2 separate regions of the Mus musculus genome follow, and region 2 is linked to region 1. The links are chromatin loops, found by intact Hi-C in ENCODE. Cell type or tissue: heart. All regions are shown on one strand. Each heading gives the region's core, and the rest is flanking DNA. Links, peaks and the distances in the headings are about the cores only.

Region 1 (5,386 bases), core at 200-5,199:
TACTGCTCTTGATTTTCAACTGTCAAAAAAAAAAAAAAAAAAAAAAAGATGGCAGCAAGTCTGCGCATGCTCAGATTGCACTGGAAAGTTTTAGGTTAAAATCAAAAAGGATGCTTTGGAGAGTATGTGATGGTGTTCGCCTTTTCCTTGCAAGACGGTAATTTGAACGGTTGTTAACAGGACTAATTTATTCTAGTAATTACAGTACACCGATACTCAGAACACTTCGAGCTGAAAGTAGCAGATAGGTGTTCATGCCAGGAGGATAGACAGGGTTTCTCACTCTGTACAAAGGCTGGCCTTGAATTCAAGAGATCCACCTGCCTCTGCCTCTAGGATAAATAGTATCCTGGAGGTGTGTTCCAGGACCACAGAGATTGGACTACCAGAGAATCTGCCTGGGGCAGACCTAGTTCTGCAGCTTGGTCTTCATGTGGAACTTGTAACAGCGGGGGCAGGCTGACTGTGTTGCCTGCCTTTGTATCCCTTTCTCCTAACTGGGCTACCTTGTCTAGCCACAGTACAAGAAGATGTGCCTAGTCCTACTGCAACTTGGTATGCCTAGGTGGATTGATATCTATAGTAGGCTTTCCTGTTTCTGAGGAGAAAGTGAAGACAGGAGGATGGGGTAAGAGGAGATGAGAGGGAAGGACAGAGCTCTTGAGGAGGGAGGAAAAGATGCAATCGGGGTGTAAAGTAAATTAGTAGTAGTAGTAGTAATAGTGTGTAGTGCCCATCACTGCTCAGCTTAGTTTCTTTACTCTTGTTTAGAGTTGGTCATCTTTAAATACAAGTGGCTACATCTCAATTCAATCCTATCTTGTCTATGCTACCTATAATTTAGGATATAGTGAAGCTTTTCCAGCAAAGTAGAAAATGTATTGTAATTGCAACCCCTTCCTCCCTCTCCTTTCCCTTCGCTCTTTCCTCCCATGGTTCCTTCCTACCTTCCTTCCTTTCCTCTCTTTCTTCCTTTCCTCTCTTTCTTCCTTTCCTCTCTTTCTTCCTTTCCTCTCTTTCTTCCTTCCTTCCTTTCTTTCTTTCTTCCTTCCTTCCTTCCTTCCTTCCTTCCTTTCTTTCTTTCTTTTTCTTTCTTTCTTTCTGTCTGGTTGTCTGTCTTTTTCTTTCTCTCTCTCTTTCTTTTCTGTTTCTCTTTCTTCCTTCCTTTCTTTCTCAGATTTATTTATTTTATATGAGTACACCGTCGCTCTCTTCAGACACACCAGAAGAGGGCATTGGATCCCATTACAGATGGTTGTGAGCCACTATGTAGTTGCTGGGGATTGAATCATTACCTCTAGTAGAGCATTCAGTGCTCTTAACCACTGCACCATCTCTCCAACCCCTCCATGGTTTCTTTTCTTTTTTTCTGAGCTTTTGAGCCAGGGCCTTGCTATTTAGCCCAGGATGGCCTTGAAGTTGCAATCTCTCTGCCTTAGACTCCTAGTGTGGATATTAAAAGTGTGTGCTACCTTTGCACTGTTTTCCTCCATAATAAAAATGTGAACTTCATTGAGTCTCTGTTTATATTGTGGTGATATGAACTCACATGGGTATTCTCTAAACACTAGCCCATTGTGGGCAGACTGTCATGTGAACTGCCAAGCCAAGCCATGAAGTGATTCACAGTCACCTGCATGGATGGCCCTGCGACTTGGATATAGAATATAGACGATTCAGTATATAGACCATACCTTATGAGCCGAAGACTCACACTTCCAACCGGCATCCACAAAAGCATACAAATGACCGTGGAGGTACATTCTGAGTGTCTCTGGTTGGGTATGTGGCCGGGGGAAAATGTGAAGTTGGACAAAAGAGACTTTTTTCAATTGAGGCACACTTGGCCAGGACAGAAGAGTAATAACATGCCATAAATTCAAGAAGAAAATGTGAATTTACTAATAAGCTAGTCCCCAAAAATATAGAAAAGGTGTGTTATTGGAATAAATATATATTCAGAGATTTGGATGTATTCAGATCAAACATTAAATAAACTAGAAAACCTACTATTTTGCTCCTTGGGAGGACATGGAGGGGACATATCACTTATAGGGTCCATTAACATGTATTGATTGCGCATAGGAAAATCAGCATCCCTAACACATCCCTGTTGCCTCTCCTCTCTGAGGATGCAGAAGAAGCTGTAGATTTGGACTTACCTGTGCTAGGCATGGGGATCTGGAAAATGATATTAAATGGGTAAACCTCAGAAGCTCCATGGGCAAGCTTACTGTAACACATGGAAAACCCAGAAAGTCATCCGTGGATCTTGGGTCCATAAGAATGTACAGGACTCGTCAGAACATAGTACCGTTAGGGCAAAATAGTCAAGAAGAATGTTCATCTATATAATCAAGAAAACCAAAGTTAGATGACCAGGGCGCTAAGCAAAGTCGTCAATCAAGTCCAGGGTTTTCTCTTTGCTCAGGAAGTGAGTATTTGATTCCTTGTCCAGATTTGCCCTACTGTCAGCGATGTGGCAATAGCTCAGTCTTTGTATGCATAACTGGAATTAGCATGCTTTGTTTTGGCATAACACCTATGCTAGAGTCTCAGAATATGAAACTGTAGGAGGGAAGGCCCAGTAGAAGCCAGCCAAGACAGCCAGTCTAAACTAGTATCACCTCTTAGGATCATGTAAAATGTCCTTACATTCTTAAAGAATAAAGCATGCAGTAGGCATGGTGGTCGACTTACTCTACTTAATACACTGTATTCCCATCCTCAACATAAAACTAACAAATGCCACGTGACACCTGCAGGGTAACAGTCGTACTGATACTAGCTGTGAGGTCATCTTAGCTACAGTTATCGTGTGCCACGCTAGTACGTGATCCCCAGGCTAGAGCCGATTAGTTCTCAGGTTTATGGTATGCTGTAGCACGTAGCTGTTTGTGTTACTCACTTGGAGATGCCGCAATAGCTCAGACTGGGTCCCTTAACCTGCAGTTTGTTTCAGAGATCTGGGACCTGAAAATCCACAATCAAGGTGTTTGCTTTCACCTGCTATCTCTCTCTTTGACCAGCAGATGGCGACCTTCTCCCGGTTGCTGTTTCGGGTTTGTCTCCATGATTTCCCATCCTTCCTGGTGTCCCTCCCCGCGCCCCCACCTCCCCGACCCCCCACTTCCTTCTAATTTTCATTTTATTTGGTGTGGTCAACTTACTCATTTTATTTGGTGTGTGTGTGTGTGTGTGTGTGTGTGTGTGTGTGTGTGTGTGTGTGCGAGCGCGCTCGTGTGTGTATAGCACGTGTTTAGATCAAAGCACAACTTGTAGAAGTTGGTTCTCTCTTTCCCACGTGGGTCCTGGCATGGAACCCAGGTTGTCAGCCCCGGTGGCCAGCAGCTTCAGGCACTGACTCATCCCACTTGTTTTCTTCTTCTTCTTGTAAAGATATTAAGGATGAGTGGGCAGGAGAGAAGGTCACCGTGGACACACAGGAAACAGAGAATTCATACTGGCTTGGGGCTCAGACTCTTCACCTCATTTCACCTTATCTTTTAAAGGTCCTATCTCCAAACACAGTCACCTTCTCAGGTCCTGGGAACAAAGCTTCCATGTGGGTCTTAGCTCCTGACCTCAGCTCTAATATGACCTCATCTTGAGGAATATTTAATAACCTGTTTTTAAAAATTACAGTCCAGGGTACTAGAGATTAGGACTTTCAGGTAAAGATTTTGAGAAACACAACACAAAGGTGGCCTGACGTGGGCACTGACATTAAATTTTCCAAATGTCAAGGCAGAGACAGATGACACAGTTCGAATGTGGCCTGACCACATGACATGCCCAACCAATTTGATTATGTCACCCACTTTAAAAAAAAAAACAAAAACAAAAACAAAAACCAAAAAACAAATAACATTTGTATTTGAATGTGGCTTTCTAACTACAGAGGGCAGAAAAAAAAAATTCTATTCTTGAGGGTGTTAGGCATTTGGTCCACTGGTTGAGAAGCTCACAGAAAGCTGTGACAGACAGACAGACAGACAGACAGACAGGAGAGGCCATAGATCCACTAGTCATACCAGAACCGCATATCCCAGAAATTGTCATTTTTTATGTGGCTGAAGCTGACAGTTTAGAAATGATACCTTGAGGTCATTTTGTATCATACTGTCTGGGAACCACTTTCTATGAGCCAAGTTACCAAGCAGTAGAAATTAGGGAATCTGTGGATCTAATTCTTACAACCCTGTGTTCTGTGGATCTAAAAGAAAGGCTGACCCAGTGTCTACACAGTCTCATCATCTATAAGGCACTGCTGTCCGAGGGACACGCTGTCTTCATCATGATGAAGAATTAGAAGGCAGGAAGGTCAGACACGATGTTGGCAAGGGTGACACACTCAAGTGACCCATTCATGGGAAATGGACTGAGAAGTCACCAGTCCTGAGGAGGTCACAGGGGTAAGGCCGAAGCATCCTCCTGGATAGGCACTTTTGGAAGAACCCAGAATCAGAGCAGGTGATGGCCAGACGTAGCCAAATCTTAGAGAAGAGAAAACACAAATGTCAAGTGTGCTGCCAAGACACTACTTTCTGCTTCTAGTGCATCCTCTTTTACATATCTATCCTCATGAGAAAGTTGTCGTGTCTTTAATATGCTGTACTATAAAATTTAACTCACATAGTATAAACTTGGCAGTGACTGAAAAATGGTGTGAGTTGAAAGCTTTCTTTAAAATGAAGTGGTCTAAAAAAATTAGAAAAAATTTTTAAAGATTAGATCCTTGATCAGTAACGTGTGATATTTTATATTTGGTGCCGAGCGATAGCAGAACATCAGGCCGTTGCATCTGGCATGTCACCTTTGAGTAAAATGTTTAGTCACGATGTTGGGTGGATGGCAGCGGAAGTGCTATGCATGCTGGCTATTTCTATACTGCATTGGAACAAGTTTCCCCTACACAGAAGTGACTAAGGACACAAGCAATGTGATGATAAATCTCTAACTCTTCGTAAGATGTAACATGAGGGGAATCACAAGGGAAGTGACATTGGTGTGAGCTTTGGTTTTAACTGTCAACTTGACACAATTTAGAATCTCCTTGGAGAATCTCTCTGTGAAATTATCAAAGTGGGTTTACTTCTGAGCATGCTCATCAAGTTATAAAGGTAGATATTTGGGAACTTTTGTTTTTTTGTTTTTTTGTTTGTTTTTGTTTTGTTTTTTATTCTCTCTCTCACTCACTCTCTTTCTCCCTCTCTCTGTCTTCCTTTGACAAAGTTTTGATATGTATCCCTCGTCTGAAACGCTCAAGCTGCCTTCAAACTCATAGAGATCTACCTGCCTCTACTTCGTGGGTGTTGGGATAAAATATGTGAGCCACCAGGTTGAACAGGGATGTTCGTACCTGGCCTAACTGGGGTTGGAGCAC
Region 2 (5,386 bases), core at 314-5,313, 110 kb after region 1:
GCTCCTGTGGCCTTTAACATGATTGGCTGGTGCTGGGAGTCCTATCATAAACTTAACTTCTGCTCCCATTGGTGGTCATTAGGCAAGGTGTGGGCTTGTAACCTGGGGAGGCAGGTTTGTTGGGGGAGTAACCTGGAGACACTGGTCTTGTTGGGGGTTAGCCTGGAGACTGGAGCTAAGCTTAGGTTTTGTTGGGGGCGGGGGGGGGGGGCAACTTGGAAACTACTGCTAGATACCAGCCCATTAGTCTACCTGAGTCCAAACTTAGGTCAGGTTCTCTAAAATGGAGTCTGAATTTAAAAGCTTTGGCATCTCAACACCACTGGCCAATAGATATTTGACTCTCTCGTGAAATTGGTCTATTAGTCTTCTCAAAAGCAGCAAGATGGAAATGAACATTTCAGGACAGGAGGGCAAACAACAGGACCAAAGGAGTTAGCGCTTCAGACCAGTAGTGCTCAATCCGTGGGTCTCGACCCCAGTGAGGTTGCATATCACTGATTTACATTATAATTCATAACATCAGCAAAGTTGCAGTTACAAAACAGCAACACAATAGTTTTATGGCTGGGGGTCACCACGATGCGAGGAACTGTATTTAAATTGTCTACACATTAGGAACGTTGAGAACCTTCCCAGGTGACCTTTAAGTGTCAAGCCTATTGGTAAAAAATTTAAACATTCAAGATCTGAGGGATACTTTCTATCTTTCCTTTTATTGAAAATATTCTTTTCTCACATAATATGTCCTGATTACCTCTCTAGCCCTTATACTGACTATTTTAATTGATGAGCCAAGGCTAAAATAAAAGTGGTGTTGAGAATTAAAGAATACCATACAAGCATTATACCCTTTTTAAATATCAGAAACCATACACCTGAAAATGGGAAAATGGAACAGGAAGGGCAAGGTGGAATAAACTCAACCACTGATATACTTTCACTAGTTATGTTCAAATAACACCGCCACAAATGGATCAATCAGATGGTCATAGGCTAAGGAAGCTACAGAGAAGGTACAAAGATAACCGTTAGAACAAACATAGAAAGTTTATCTTTAAAAATAAATAAGCAAAGAGGCAGCTTATGTAGAAAAAGTCAATATAATAGAGTTATAATTAAATAACCATATAGAGACTAAGCGAGCCAGTCATGTCAACAAACGTCCATGGACCTAACTGAACGGTTAAAAGAAAAATATTTCAGCTTAATTCACAAGTGAGACTCAGGTGTGTGATGAACACATTTAAGCCAAGGGATTCAGAGAGGTCAGAAACTCAAAGAAGACCAGAAGTGAATCAGGGTCAGTGGAGATGAAGAGAGAGCATGGGTTGTTGGCAGAGATGTTGGGCAAATAGCAGCTGAGCCAAAATGTGTTCGAGATGGTGCAAGACCACAATCCAAGATGGAAGCACAATGATTCTGAACACCTGTGCATTAAGTTACGGCTTGTGTAAAGTGGACATCATAAGTCATATATAATGACACTTAGTGGGTACGTACTAAAAGTCAGGGATTTTTACACATCTCTCTAAGATTAAAATGACAACACTTTACATTGTATATAACATTTTATGTTATGTTTGTAACAGACCTTTACACACCACACACACACACACACACACACACACACACACACAGACACAAATCAACTATGTAGATCTTATAGTCCAATAGAATTTCATAGCAATGGATTAAACCAGAATTTAGGTATAGGATATGAAAACCATAACAGAAATAATCCTGTAAAAGGTAGATTTTTATTTTATTTTATTTTACAATTGAAATATAGGAAGGCCAACAGACCAAGAGCAAATTGCCACCAAAAAATTAGTTTGAGGAGCTGGAGAGATGGCTCAGAGGTTAAGAGTAGTGTGCGCTCTTCCAAAGGACCAGGGTTTGATTCCCAGGACCTGCATGGTAGTTCATCTGTAGTTCCATTTCTAAAGGATTCAGTTTCTTCTTCTGTCCTCCATGGATACCACATGCTTGCCGGGCACATATACATGTGTGCAAAACACTTATACCTATAAATAAAAATAACCCCAAACTATTCTTAGTCTGTTAAATTTGCAGACAGGGTAATGTGTGTTTAGAGGTTACAAGGCTAATGGTCAAAGGTAAAGGAAATCACATTGCTACAGAATAATGAAAAGGAGGAAAGATGGGGGGGGGGGGATGACAGGAGGTAAAAGGGAAAAGATACATATACAATTAAGGAAAATTTTATAAAAGGACAAATGACTGGAAATGTCTAAAATCAGATGATTATATGAAGCAGAATAACAAATAAAATACAAAATTACCGAATACATAAAGTAATGATGCTGAGTGTAGTGGAAAAAAAATATAAAGACTCCAACAGTTTAGAAAAAAAAAATAGCTTGTTTCTGAATCTTCAGAAACGGGACCGCGAGGTATTTCTTGAGTGGAAGGAAAGGCTGAACTGTGGACTCTTGTTTTTCCTGTGGCTTATGCTGAAGCCTGGTAGAGACCGCACCTTGGCCGCTCTCCTTTGCGTGCCAGCGACCTCTGCTGGACACACTTAGCATTGCAGTTTGTTTGTGAAAAGCCCTCTGAGATTGCATTCTCTCGGTGAACTCATTCTATACTCATTGCTAATCCCGACTCTGAAAACAGAGTATACGTCTTCTCACTTCCCCGACCGCCTACGTATTACTTATCCCACCCGCTGCTCTCAGACGCATCCTTGTCAAACCTCAGGGTTATTATTTTTAGTTAAGAGTAGGGCTATGTCTCTACTTCCTTGCTGAGGATTCCTGACCTAATGTCCTCGTCCTAGACCTCAGGCCCCAGGTCAGTCCAATATCTAACAATCAGTTCTGTCCCAGGATGGTACAGGCCAGTGCCCTCGGTTAGAGTGAACAATGGGACTTCCCTGTTCTGCTGATCTATCAGACACAGAATCACCGTCTCACCGCCGTCCTCACTTGAGTCAGAGCCCTGTGGAGGCTGTGGTCCGGTCGGAGGCTAGGGATGCCTGAGTCTGGCTTGGCTTACATTTGGGATCTCCCTTCGTGCTTCACTCCAGGCTCCCGAAGGCTATGCTTGGCTCACTTCAGATGAGTGAATCAGCTCCTTTTTCATGCAGTTAACTCTGAGGTTTCTTTTCATTCCCTTTGTGAATGTCTAGGGCCCCCCCTTTTTTTTAATTAGAAAAGTCTATCTATCATCTATCTATCTATCTATCTATCTATCTATCTATCTATCTATCTATCTATCTATCTATCTATCTTCATATAAATGATAACTTTTAAAAACATGGTGTGTTTGTGTGTGTTGAGGTTGAGTGTGTGTGCTTCCCTGGTGTGCCTTTCCAAGTCAGAGGACAACTTGTGAGACTTGTTTCTCCCCATCCACCCTATGGCATCCACACTCAGTGGCAAGCGTTTTCACGTGCTGAGCCATCTCACCAGGGCCCCTGTTCTGAGTTTTATTCTGACTCTTTTACCAGCCCCGGATAAAGGCAGCTTGTAGCCCACCGTGAGATACAGGCCAGATAATAAGTGTGTTGCTAATACTCAGATTCAGACGCCCGTGTTTAAGAGGAGAGCCGCAATGAATACTGGGTGTGCTTGGGATGGAAGAGATGGTTTCCTGCCTGTGGAGAACGCTGTGGGTTGAGGCTCTGGGCTGCCAGCTACCTACATAATTACATTTGGCTACAATCACTGAGCCCACTGCAGATCAGGTGATCCGGGCTACCTCTCAACAAAGCTTGAAGAGAATTACTATTTTTTTTTTCTGTTTAAACAATGAGCATTAAAACAATATTACCAAAGATCTGCAGTTTATGATCCCCTAGGTCTAGTCACTGCTTCCTATGAGTATAAAATTTTATGGGAATATGCTCAAGTTCACTTACTTGCATAGTATCTTCGCTTGCTTTCCCTTTATTGCCTCACCGCTAAGGAGCTGAAAGGAGAGAAGATGGCTTACACAGCTGAGCACATTTGCTATTGGAAGCCGTTAGATAAAAGCTAAGCCATGATCTGTAAGTTCAAAGGACTTATAGATCTTGGATCAACTAAACTGTGTTGTCTGTGGTTAGCACCAAGAAAAACCTTTCAGTTGATTCGTAAAGTTGTTTCTCCCTCAGAAAATTAATTTTTGTGGCTGTCTCTTTAAAAACAGGTCCTGAAATTAATTGCCTTTGGAATATGCTATGCATTTCTATCTTGAAAAATCCTAATCCAAGGTAAAAGACCTACAGAGATATAGTGTCTTCTGGGCTTGGCCAAAACCTACACACACACACACACCCACACACACACACACACACACATATATCCATTTATACACGTGCCTAATTAAAACAGAAACATTGAAAAGGCCTAAAAAGAGACAGTTCGTGTTTTTATTTTTGCGTTAAATAAAATGCACACATAAATTATTACTTTAAAAAACTCAGTGTGAGCCAGGTGTGGTGGCACATGCCTTTAATCCCAGCACTCGGGAGGCAGAGGCAGGCGGATTTCTGAGTTCGAGGCCAGCTTGGTCTACAAAGTAAGTTCCAGGACATCCAGGGCTACACAGAGAAACCCTGTCTCAGGGGAAAAAAAAATCCCCCAAAACCCAAAAACCTCAGTGTGGTATAAATAGGAAACTATTGATAGTTTCAAATGCATTGTGTATGCCATAAAAATGGAATTTAAACCAAGTGAGTAAAAATATATACATACAAAGCAATGGAGTAAGATAGAGAGAGATGCAGGATTCTAAATAAGCGATTCCTATGAGAGGGTTAACTAGTGAGTGTTGGGAAGCAGGACACAGAGAGAAGGGTTTCTAACACTTTGTCGCACTCCTTTATGACAAACATAGAATAATTCACAATAGTGGGCAGAGGAGAATTTACACGCTCCTGACACACACAAAATGATTTGTGTCTGAAGTAAGAGGTATATTTTACTCTATTGTCATATATATGCCTTCAAATATATATGTGGGTATATGTATTCAAATGACACGTGGACTTCATCAACCCAAACTGTTTTTATGTGCTAATAAGAAATATAAATAATTTTAATCAGAGGAAAAAGATTAAACCTGTACCCTGTATGAGTAACTGTGACCAGGTGTCTGGACACACAAAGTATCACTTCCCACAAGTTTGTAACGCTTATGGTAATTTTAAAATTGCTACATGTTATTAGGATAAATTGTTTAAACAAACCGTTGCTCCTTGTTTTCTCTTGTTCTCCTTTTCAAGGGCTCCAGAAGACGTTCTATGCCATTCTTGTTTGTACACAAGCTTTGGGGAGCTTGGTGTGTCTGTGGCTCCTTCTGTCGTCTATGCCTGCCCCTTTGCTGCCTGTGCCCCAGTTTATTCAGTCAGCCCTTTTAACTAGGTGTAGCATTCAGA

What was found. Peaks named below come from ENCODE experiments on the same cell type or tissue, not always from the same donor. Only the 100,000 strongest peaks of a DNase experiment are listed, where the experiment ranks them.
Region 2: it touches region 1 in a loop (5-fold over the local background); 12 of 42 quality-filtered maps call a loop at or near these places.

The regions. Positions count from the first base shown.
Region 1 is chr13:117,200,032-117,205,417 of GRCm38, forward strand. No RefSeq gene overlaps it. Among named protein-coding and RNA genes, the nearest start is that of Emb, 18 kb to the right of the region's middle. In heart, for the core only: a CTCF peak has its summit at 3,016 (motif pointing right); no DNase peak of the experiment used is centred there; H3K4me3 peaks cover 305 bases.
Region 2 is chr13:117,309,138-117,314,523 of GRCm38, forward strand. No RefSeq gene overlaps it. Among named protein-coding and RNA genes, the nearest start is that of Emb, 91 kb to the left of the region's middle. In heart, for the core only: a CTCF peak has its summit at 2,539 (motif pointing left); no DNase peak of the experiment used is centred there; H3K4me3 peaks cover 446 bases; H3K27ac peaks cover 407 bases.